Linked DNA regions of Homo sapiens: region 1 is linked to region 2. A link is a loop called in an ENCODE intact Hi-C map of the cell type or tissue named here. Cell type or tissue: GM12878. All regions are shown on one strand.

Region 1 (5,000 bases), 53 kb before region 2:
AGGACTTTTTGCAGTCTTCTTGAAAATGTCTACTTCAATAAAGTGTTTGAGTATTAAAAAACTAAATATTTCCTGCCAAGTAAAAGTGTAACAAACATTTCTGTAAGAGAAAGTTAAGGAAATGAAAGTCTACAAATTCTGATTTCTCTACAAGTCAAATGAAGCCATGAACCTTAAACATGACGTGCACTTTCTATTCTCTGTTTCTCACAAAAGAAAATTCTCATCCATCATTCCTTTGAATAAATAGCATTTCTTCCTAATTATGTCTTTTAGATATTTTTTGAATCCTGTTTGGTTGTGTTAAATTTTCGCACTTTTTCTTAGAACTTTCTAAATCTCTCTTTTGTATTTCTCATATCTTTAAATATCTGAGATCAATAATGGAAAATTCTTCAACTATATTATCTATTCACTCTCTTTTTACTTGTCTGTAAGTGTGTTTAACCCATTTATTTCATTTTTAATTTGAATGTTTATGTATAAATATATATAATTATATATAAATCAAATTTTATATGTATATATATACACACACACATATATACATATATATCTCCTTGGTTTGCTTTTTATAATCTTTTGTTGTTGACATATATTTTCAAGATTTTTGAAAATGTATTTTTAATATAGTTAATACAAAAATGTATTTTTTCAATATATTCCAACTTTGATGATTCAAATTTTTTGGAGCCTTTTTTAATCTAACAAGGCTAATTATTGTGTTAGCTAATGCTCACACATGGTGACTTGTTTTCTTTTATTGTGCAATATTTTAAAAAATCTGTGACCCACTAAGTTTTTTTTGGTACTTTAACTCTGAAAATTATTTGTGGCTTATTTATTATTTACTTGATTTCTTACATCTTAGAATATTTGCATTTGCTTTTGCCAATTCCCTGTGGGAAATATCAATCCAGGACAACTTAAAACAAAATTTTCAACTTTAGCTGTTTGTACCACTAAGGTACTTGAGTTCAATCATTAAAATTATTTGAGAACTTGTTTATGTAAATTGTGTAGGGAAATGTTTTTCTTATTTCTATTCTTGTTTAATATCAAAACAGGCAAGTTTCCTTCTTTATGAGCCATTCAGTTCTCAATTACGCTAACACTGAAGAACAGAAATGTTAGAGTGAATTACCTTACCAAAATATCATAATAATTAAGAGATAAATCCTAATTAATTAAGTGTTTTTTTTGGCACAAAGCTAGAGAAATTAAAAATAGACCAGAATGGCAGTTCTGTATAAATAGAACTTGATGCAGGAAACAAATGGCCTTTCAAATTACAGGGTAAATGATTTTCCACCTTCCATTGAATATGTAGTGATGGAAAATAGGTTACCTATAGAGAAAAAAATTAAATACCTACTTTACTCCATATAGAGATAAAAATTTTAATTGAGTATGATTTACTTACGAAAATGACCCATTTAATGTTTGAGAAACCATACACATCCATAGTGCCGTGTAATTCAGAAGATCATTTGTAATTGCATGAAATTAACTCACAACAAAGGAAAATAGGTTGAGGCTTAAATGGTGTATATACATTTTACATTTCTCAAAAATTCCAATTACCAGCTATAGTATCAAAAGTATGCTCAAATAGCTTAAGCTTCCAACTACTTTTTCCCCATTTCGTGGTTGTTACTGGTAAGCGCTCCTAGGTTCTTGTCTGTGCCTGTCTGACTGCTCAAATGCAAAATTTCTGATAGTACAGCAGCAGTGATTGAGCAGATGACTAAAAGGAGTATTCAGAAATACTTGCAGTGGCGTTTCAGCTCTGAAATTGATTTCTAAGTTAGATATAAAGGCATATACTGGTGGAAACTTTGTGAAGTCAGCCTCTGTTTGAGACTAATTTCTCAGTATAAAATGTATATTATTGGATTTTACTTGAATTTTTTAAACCAAAAGAAGAAGGCTTTTTTTTTTTTTTTTTTTTTTTTTGAGGGAGTTTCGCTCTTATCCCCCAGGCTGAAGTGCAATGGCGCGATCTCGGCTCACTGCAATTTCTGCCTCCTGGATTCAAGAGATTCTTTTGTCTCAGCCTCCGGAGTAGCTGGGATTACAGGTGCCCACCACACCTGACTAATTTTTTTTTTTTTTTTTTTTTTTTTTTTTTTTTTTTTTTTTTTTTAGAGACAGGGTTTTGCCACGTTGGCCAGGCTTGTATCCAACTTCTGACCTCAGGTGATCCTCCCACCTCGGCCTCCCAAAGTGCTGTGATTACAGGCATGAACCACCACGCCCGGCCACTTCATACCTGAAATTCTAAATTTCCTCTGCTTTCCTTGAAAAATAATTATGCTTTAATAAGAACATAACTTGTTCTAAGCAATCATAGTTTGTCTTCATCTATCTTTTTTAAGCCTGTTTCTGCATCTTCCAAGGGGTAGTTCCAACTGCTATGTTAAATCTGGAAGTGCGAGCACCAGCTTTCCCAAGAGCCATGCCAAGGCACACACCACCTCAAGAATTCTCCTCGAGAATATTTCACTTCAAGTGATTCAAGCCGGGTACCCCAGTGTGGACTGTCATTCCACCTTCTCTTTCAACCTGTAATCAAGCTTCAACTCCCACTGATGCTAGTTCCTTTATCTTAGCATCCTTCTACATCTGTCTTTTTCCTTCCATTCCTATGGCTTCTAGCCTAGGACAGGCCCTCTTAACCATTTCACTGGACTATTGCAATAACTTGTGGGCAGGCTTTCACCTTTAATTTGGATCCAATCCTCCATACTCCAACCATCCGTTCTTCACATCACTGATAAGATTGCCTTCTTCGATATTAAGGAGATCATTCTCTTCTCCCTTAAAAAATTAAGTCCAAACAGCTTATTATTGTAATTAAGGCTTTCACTAAATCATAACTTACATGTTTAAAGATTCTGTTTATATTACTTTTAAATACTTTATATTTAATGATAGTTCATCTTGGCAAACATATTCCAAAGAGCAAACAGATAGAAATGTATAAATCACCTTCTATTTTTTATTTTCATTTTTCAACTTAACTCTTCAAAAAATAATTGATGAACTCCAATATTAACTGAATCTATTTGTATATTTCCTCATTAGTTAAATGAAATATTTGTAGTGCCTATTAATGGCAGTTAAAGTACAGTTTATGTCAGTGGAAAACAAAAAAATAAGTATGCTCAATTTAAATAATTTTTAATATCAAGACTATAATTCACCAAGTTGAACATTAATCATGAAAATTTTAAAAAAATATATGTAAGGCAAATTTTGAATCTTGCTATTGACCATCTTGCTTCTAAAAACATATTATGGAAAGAATATTAGGCATAATAAACTTATTTTTAAGGTAATGAATGGGAAATTATATTTTCCAATTGCTTTCCTATGGAAGGTGACTACAGAGTATTCCAGTCATACCGGCAACATCCTGAGCTTATTCTGTTTTTAACAGGAATAACAACATTTTAATATATATTGAGAAATTCCTTTTCTAACACAAATATGCAGAGTAAATGCTGTTTTTTTAATCTCTCTTTTGCAGTCTCTTTTGGCCAAGAAAACATGCTCACTCTCAAAAGTATAGATATGTTTTCATGTCACTGACCAAAATAATTGGAAGAGAAGCAACTGAATTTTTTCAAAATCCTACACAATTTAAAAAAATAGCTCCACTTGCGGACAAGTTGGTGACTGCAAAATCGTCAGTTTTCTAATTTCCACCAAGTTATGGACCTCTCCCTGGAATCAGGCACTTCAGTGAAACTTTACTAGGTTATAGTGTGGCAGCTGTATGGATCATGTAGGTTTGCATTCTGAACATTTATCCAAACTTATAAAGTCTTTTCATGCCTCATGCATAAACAACAGATTGTTCTCTCCTGTTGTCAGTGTTTTCCAATGCGCTAGTGTTAGTCTCAGTGGTGCTGCTATCTCACTTTACCAAAGACCAAGACTACTATAAATTATTTACAAATGAATTTATTTGGACATAGATTGGAGAAATTTTACCTGAAGAATGTGCCTTCTCTCTCTGCCTCTCTCTCTTTCTCTCTCAACATTCCAGTAAAACAGTTTTCCAGAAAAAAACACTGGACCAATTTGGCTTAAGTAGTTTTTCTCTGTAGCAATCATAAATATTATCATTGCTCCCATTCATTTCACTAATCATATATTCACAGGTATGAAATACTGATGTCTATACATTGATCTCTAAGGAAACTTTATACTTGTGTTGAATAAAGCTAACTCATAGACAAACTGACCATGGTAGTGGATCATGTATTATTATTCTAAAAAAGGAAAAATATAGAGGAATTTAGAATCTGAATATGGACCCTCAGTATGGAATAAACAGCTAGCATATTGCATAATCTTTCTATTGAAGATGCAAGTTAGAAAGAGACCGTCTCATTTTCCTGCTCTCTCTATCAGTAGCAGGGCGTATGTTATTTTTATATCAATCAACACATATGTGCTTTTGGGGAGTGATTAGTTATGATGAGTTTCTCCTACTCTTCCTGAGAAATCAAATGAATTTCAATTGCAAACTCTTTGTAGGCAAAATTAGTATCTATCTTGATTGACCTTGTATCATCAAGGATGATCACCATCACTTTGACACATTCTAGATATCAATAATTATTTTTGAAAGAATTAATTGATAGACAAGTTTTGAGCCAGCAAATAGATTTTCAAAGTGCCATCACCTACTATGTTTAACGGACTCACATACAATGAATTAAAAATAATATAATGAGATACACAACAATTATTTTCAATGTCAGCAGCAAATAGAAGGCTTGCAGTGTTAATTTACTTTACTTCCTCTATCACCACTGCTGCTCCATATAAGACCACATCTCCCAACCCCACCAAAATCATTATACAACCTAACTAAAAGTGGTGTAAACAAAACATTTTGACAAGTCTCCTAACTCTCCATTCCAATTAGACATCTTATTATAAAAAAAGGGAGGTGTAGAAAGGCAAGTGAATAAAGTGAATAGCTT
Region 2 (5,000 bases):
GATCCCCAAACTTCCGGGCTGCAGTTAAGACGGCCTCTTTTTCATTGGGAGTTAATGTTTGACCTAACAACAATGTAATATCTTTCCATGCTAAATCAAAAGATTGTCCTAATCCCTGTAAGACATCTATGTATCCATCAGGATTATCTGAGAATTTTCCTAGGCCCGGTTTGATCTGTTTTAAGTCTGAGAGGGGAAAGGGGACATGTACTCGTGCTGGGCCAAAGTCTCCTCCTCCTACCACGGCTTGGAGGGGGCACAATTGAGACCATTGGCACCTTTCAGTTCCTTGACTATTTTTTTGTCTGGTTCCTTTTGGGCCATTAGGGCCAAAGGAGAGTCCTTACTAGGGGGAGCTGTGGGGAGACCTGGGTATGGGGGTAAGCTTTAAGGACTCCCGGTAGGATGTAAATTACATTTTTTACATAATTGTGGGTTATCTCTTAATGAGAAAAAAACCTGTACATATGGCACTTCACTCCATTTGCCCTCTCGTTTACTAAAGAGATCTAGCTGTAGGATGGTATTATAGTTTATACTTCCCTCAGGTGGCCATGGATCTCCTCCGGGAAGAGGATATTATGGCTAGGCAGTGCTGCAGAAAAATATGTTACTTCTTCTTCAGTGTTTGAGGGTCGAATTGGTCCCAATTATCCAGAATATACCTCAAGGGTGGCTTCACTTTTGAGGGAGCGCCTCCCATCTGAAAGGAGAACACAGGAGTGCCCACACCCCTAGTCATCCCCTAGTAAGCACTAGCCCTAGGGTGTCCCCTATGGTTCTAGTGTCCTTTTCTTTCCAGGGTGCACTATCACTCATGGAACACTGCTTATCAGATTTAATTGCACTTAACTGACATAGCAGTTTTGCCCGCACTTGTTTCCCACCCTTTTTTAGCCACAAAAAAGGGGGCCGGGGCTACTGGATTTTAGTGGCTCCTTACCAGCATGCCCACAATTGCCTTTGCATCTGCGAGTAGGTCTTAGGTTTGGGGTATATTTTGAGTTCAGAGACCAGGCACCAATTAGCATATTTCTGGGCCTGGAGCTTTCCCAGCAAGATAAATTCCTTGAAAGTGGCACTGAAGCACAACAGTTTTAGGGTAGGCAGCGGCAAATTGGAGGACCAAGGTTGGAGCAGTGCTTTTTGTACCCAAATTTTCTGTCAATAAATAAGAATATTTATTGACCTTTGGACTTGAATCGGGGGACCTATTGTCTGTTACATTGTTTTCACCCTATACCTCTGACTGCTTCTAGTGGACAAGTTCCACAGTTCTAATCACTGATCCCAGGCAGGAAAGGTGGTAATTAAAGTAGCCTCTACAATCTGGAGTAAGTTTTGGGCAACAAAAGGAAAAATGTCCTAGGCCTTCTATCAGCCACTGGAATGCCTTTTGATGTCCCGGATAGTGCCTAGGGTGTAGGTTATGAGGGACAGGTCCCCTATAAGTATATTGATACCCATTTGCATAAGAATAAGCCTGGGGGCACCATAGGCAAGGGTCTTGGGATTGCCACCCCTGTCAACTTAGACTCCTAGCTAAAAGATTCTTAGACTCAGGGGTAGGAAAGATCCTAGAGAACAGGGACCCAAGAAATTTTTCTCTGAGGACATTAGGACCCAGGAGGCATGGGTCAGAAAAGGCAGGGAATGCACACATGGGCGGCTGCAGCATAGCGGCTTCTCACTGTGCCATGATCTGGACTGATCAGTGCTGGGAGTCCGGGACAACAGTTTTCCACCTTTAGCCAGCCGTTGGCTTTTCCTGGGTAAAGGTAGAGAAAGGTGGAACTGGTTTCAGGCAAACCAACGCACCCAGCCTGGAGGGCCGGGGGTTGTAAAAGAGCCGTTTCCCAGAAAGCCTCACACCCATGTCTTAAGTCTGGTGGCCAGGCTTGTCACTTTTAAATGGCCGACAGGTGCTTGGTGTTTTCCTTCAATTTCTAGTGAGAAGGTAGAACAGAATAGCAAGCAAAAGGGGTCCGATGTTACTCACCACTTCAGAGAAATCCCGGACAGGCCCCCAGAAATGAGATGAGAAGTCTCTTCCGATCGAAGGTTTTTATCAATTGAAGAGTTTGTGGTTCCACGGGCTTCAAAGAATGAAGGCTTGGACCGCAGCAGTGAGTGTTACAGCTCAATTTGAGAAGCATGCAGACCTAAAGAGAGTGCTGGGTCAAGATTTATTAAAGCCAAAGTAAAGCAAAAGTGAAAGTAAAGCTTCCACACAGTGGAAGGGGAACTGGAAGGGTTGCCATTTCTGGCTTAGGTGTCTTATGCTTATATCCACTTATGACTCCTCCCCTTTTCCTTTTTCTGTCCTATAGGATTAGCTTATTTTCTATCTGCTTGCAGGTTGGCGGGCCTGATTGGTTAAAAACATCAGGCTGCAGCTAGAGCTTAAACCCCCTATACGATTGGTTGAAGTTTCAATCCCTTAGTTTATAGCTGTGACTCATTTTGGCTTAGGGGAAAGTCCCCATTGATTGGTTGAAGTTTCAATCCCTTAGCTTGCAGCTATGACTCATTTTGGCTTAGGGGAAAATCGCCTTAGGGAAGTCCGTATTGACCCAGGGAGTCCAGCCCACTTAGCCACTTAGTCCCTCAATATGGACAAAATTAAGCTATAAATGCAAACATAGATATAAATAAAGTATAGTTAAGCCATTATATATACGTGTATATAAATGTATATGTGTATAGTTTATGTGTATATGTTTATGTATCTATATCTTCACTGTCTCTATTTCTACATATGTGTGTCTTATGAAAATATGTTTGTATCTGAAATATACATATATACAGATACATATGTGTGTGTGTGTATACATGTATATGCGCATTCAAGATATTGGCAGAGCCTGGGGTGGAGGAAGAGTATAAAAAATGGTTAAATGAAAGTCACCTAAACTGAAAACACCCAAATTTTCCACATTTTATGATCTGTGTAGCAAGCCTAGGGAAACAAGAGGCAATGACACTCAATTAATAAATGAAAAGCATTTGGGTAGAAAGGAGTAGACAAAAAGAAAATGCCATTCAGGATTCATTTTATTTTTTACTTTATTTATCTTGATTAAACCAACTCAGGACTAATAAGGAGTGAAAATACAGGAGATAGGTGTTATACTGCTGAGTTTCTCACAAAAAGAGAAGGTGATTGGAAGGCAACTGGCTTTTTTTTTTTTTTAACTAATTTACCATGTGTAAAATGTCATTGAAATTTTCTTTATTTGAAATGCTATCTTCTAGAATTAATTATAGAAATCCTTGTATGGATTTTTTTAATGGCTTCATTCACACAAACCATTTTTTTCCTATTAAGATTTGATTGCTTAGTGGGAGATGTCTCTTCCATAAAAACGAATGTGTTTATGAATTCCTTCCTTTTAAATAATGTTTGAAGAAACTTGTTAATCCAGCAACCATTTTTGTAGCATTCTTATGTTGTGCTTCTGAAATTGTGCTTGGAAGCTCATCTGTAACTTGATTTATATGTCATGTAGTACATATTTCCTTCATGTAGAAGGTTAAGCACTTTCTGATCATTTATTTCATTTGAGCTATGTTAGTTTTGACTTGTAAACCAAAAAAAATAAAAATAAAAATAAATTCTAAGCCCACCAACCACCTGAATGGACTCCTCTTGGCCAGGAGCATCATAAAGTAAACCTGAAATAGTAGTTCAGGCCATGATGGGAATGTGGGGCCGGACATGCCTCATTCTACCTTCCTCCCTTTAGAATTCAGGCACAGCTGACCAGTATTAACATTAAAAAAGATACCTTCAGACTGACAAAGGGAATCTTTGTAATAATGCGACACCAACATGATAGACAGCAGGCCCTGATAGAAATCCAAGTGTTTTACCCCAAAATATATTTCTTTGACATAGTTTTAAATGGCCCTGCAAAGCTGTCTCTTTTGGGGAAAAATCTACATTCTGTAGAAAATCTCTGTACCTTTTTAAGTCAGACAAGAAACATTTGCAATCTATTCTCTCTGATGCCTGCTACCTGGAGGCTTCATCTACATAATAAGAACCTTGGTCTCTACACCCTCTTATCTTAAGCCAGACACTCCCTTCTATTGATTTCAGGTCTTTAGATAAAACTCTTTCAACCAATAGACAGTCAGAAAACCTTTGAATCCACCTATGACCTGGAAGTCCCTCTCCACACTTCAAGTTGTCCCACCTTTCCAGACCCAACCAATGTACATCTTACATGCATTGATTGATGCCTTATGTCTCCCTAAAATGTATAAAACCATGTTGTAGCCTGACCACCTTGGGCACATGTTTTCAGGACCTCTTGAGGCTGCGTCACAGTCCATTGGTCAATCATATTTGGCTCAGAAGAATTCTCTTCAAATATTTTACAGAGCTTGACACTTTTCATCAACAGACTGCATAATTTTTCCTGGCATTATACATTTCTATATTCACTTCAATCACTCTGATGCTCATGATTTAGCACATAAATTATACGGAAAATACTTAAATGTAATGTTCAATTTCACAATATAGATTAGATTGTTACTGAGCAAGATGGCCTTAAAAGTTCCCCTTGGCTTGACTACACTGTACACAGGTTTCTTCTCTGGTCTTTGATCTTCCTTTCCTTAGAGCATTTACTTTAGAAAACTTGAAACCAAATTCTTTCTCTGTGACTTTGAGATATAAATCTTCTTTTAGCTTCTTGATGGTTTTACATCCCAGGATTCTTTTTCATGTGGACCTTGGAACTGTCCTTTTGAAATGTGATCATCAAGAAAGACAGTGCTCCTATTCTCTCCTTTCTGTGGGAGGGGAGGAGCCTGCTTTCCATTAGTACCAATTATAGAACACAGATAACCTAATCACAATGACAAATTTTTTCCCTAAAATCTTCCAATTTTTAAAAAATTTATTTAGAAGGAACAAATGCAGATTTGTTACCAATAATTTTTCAGTAGCTCATCCTAGCCTTAATAACTCTCTGGCTTTGTGTTTCAAT

Evidence for each region. Hi-C counts contacts between places; a loop is a spot of excess contacts. Peaks named below come from ENCODE experiments on the same cell type or tissue, not always from the same donor. Only the 100,000 strongest peaks of a DNase experiment are listed, where the experiment ranks them.
Region 1: it touches region 2 in a loop (4-fold over the local background); 1 of 110 quality-filtered maps calls a loop at or near these places.

Annotation. Positions count from the first base shown.
Region 1 is chr6:115,048,543-115,053,542 of GRCh38, reverse strand. LOC105377960 (a long non-coding RNA gene) reads right to left here. Exons shown (of 3, transcript XR_942905.1): 2 at 2,723-2,820; 3 at 63-100. Among named protein-coding and RNA genes, the nearest start is that of LNCPOIR, 510 kb to the right of the region's middle. In GM12878, no CTCF peak of the experiment used is centred here; no DNase peak of the experiment used is centred here.
Region 2 is chr6:114,995,419-115,000,418 of GRCh38, reverse strand. It overlaps LOC107986639 (a long non-coding RNA gene), which reads right to left. Exons shown (of 3, transcript XR_001744318.2): 2 at 2,000-2,162. Among named protein-coding and RNA genes, the nearest start is that of LNCPOIR, 450 kb to the right of the region's middle. RefSeq lists an enhancer at 2,525-2,614. In GM12878, no CTCF peak of the experiment used is centred here; a DNase peak (open chromatin) is centred at 2,448; H3K27ac peaks cover 433 bases.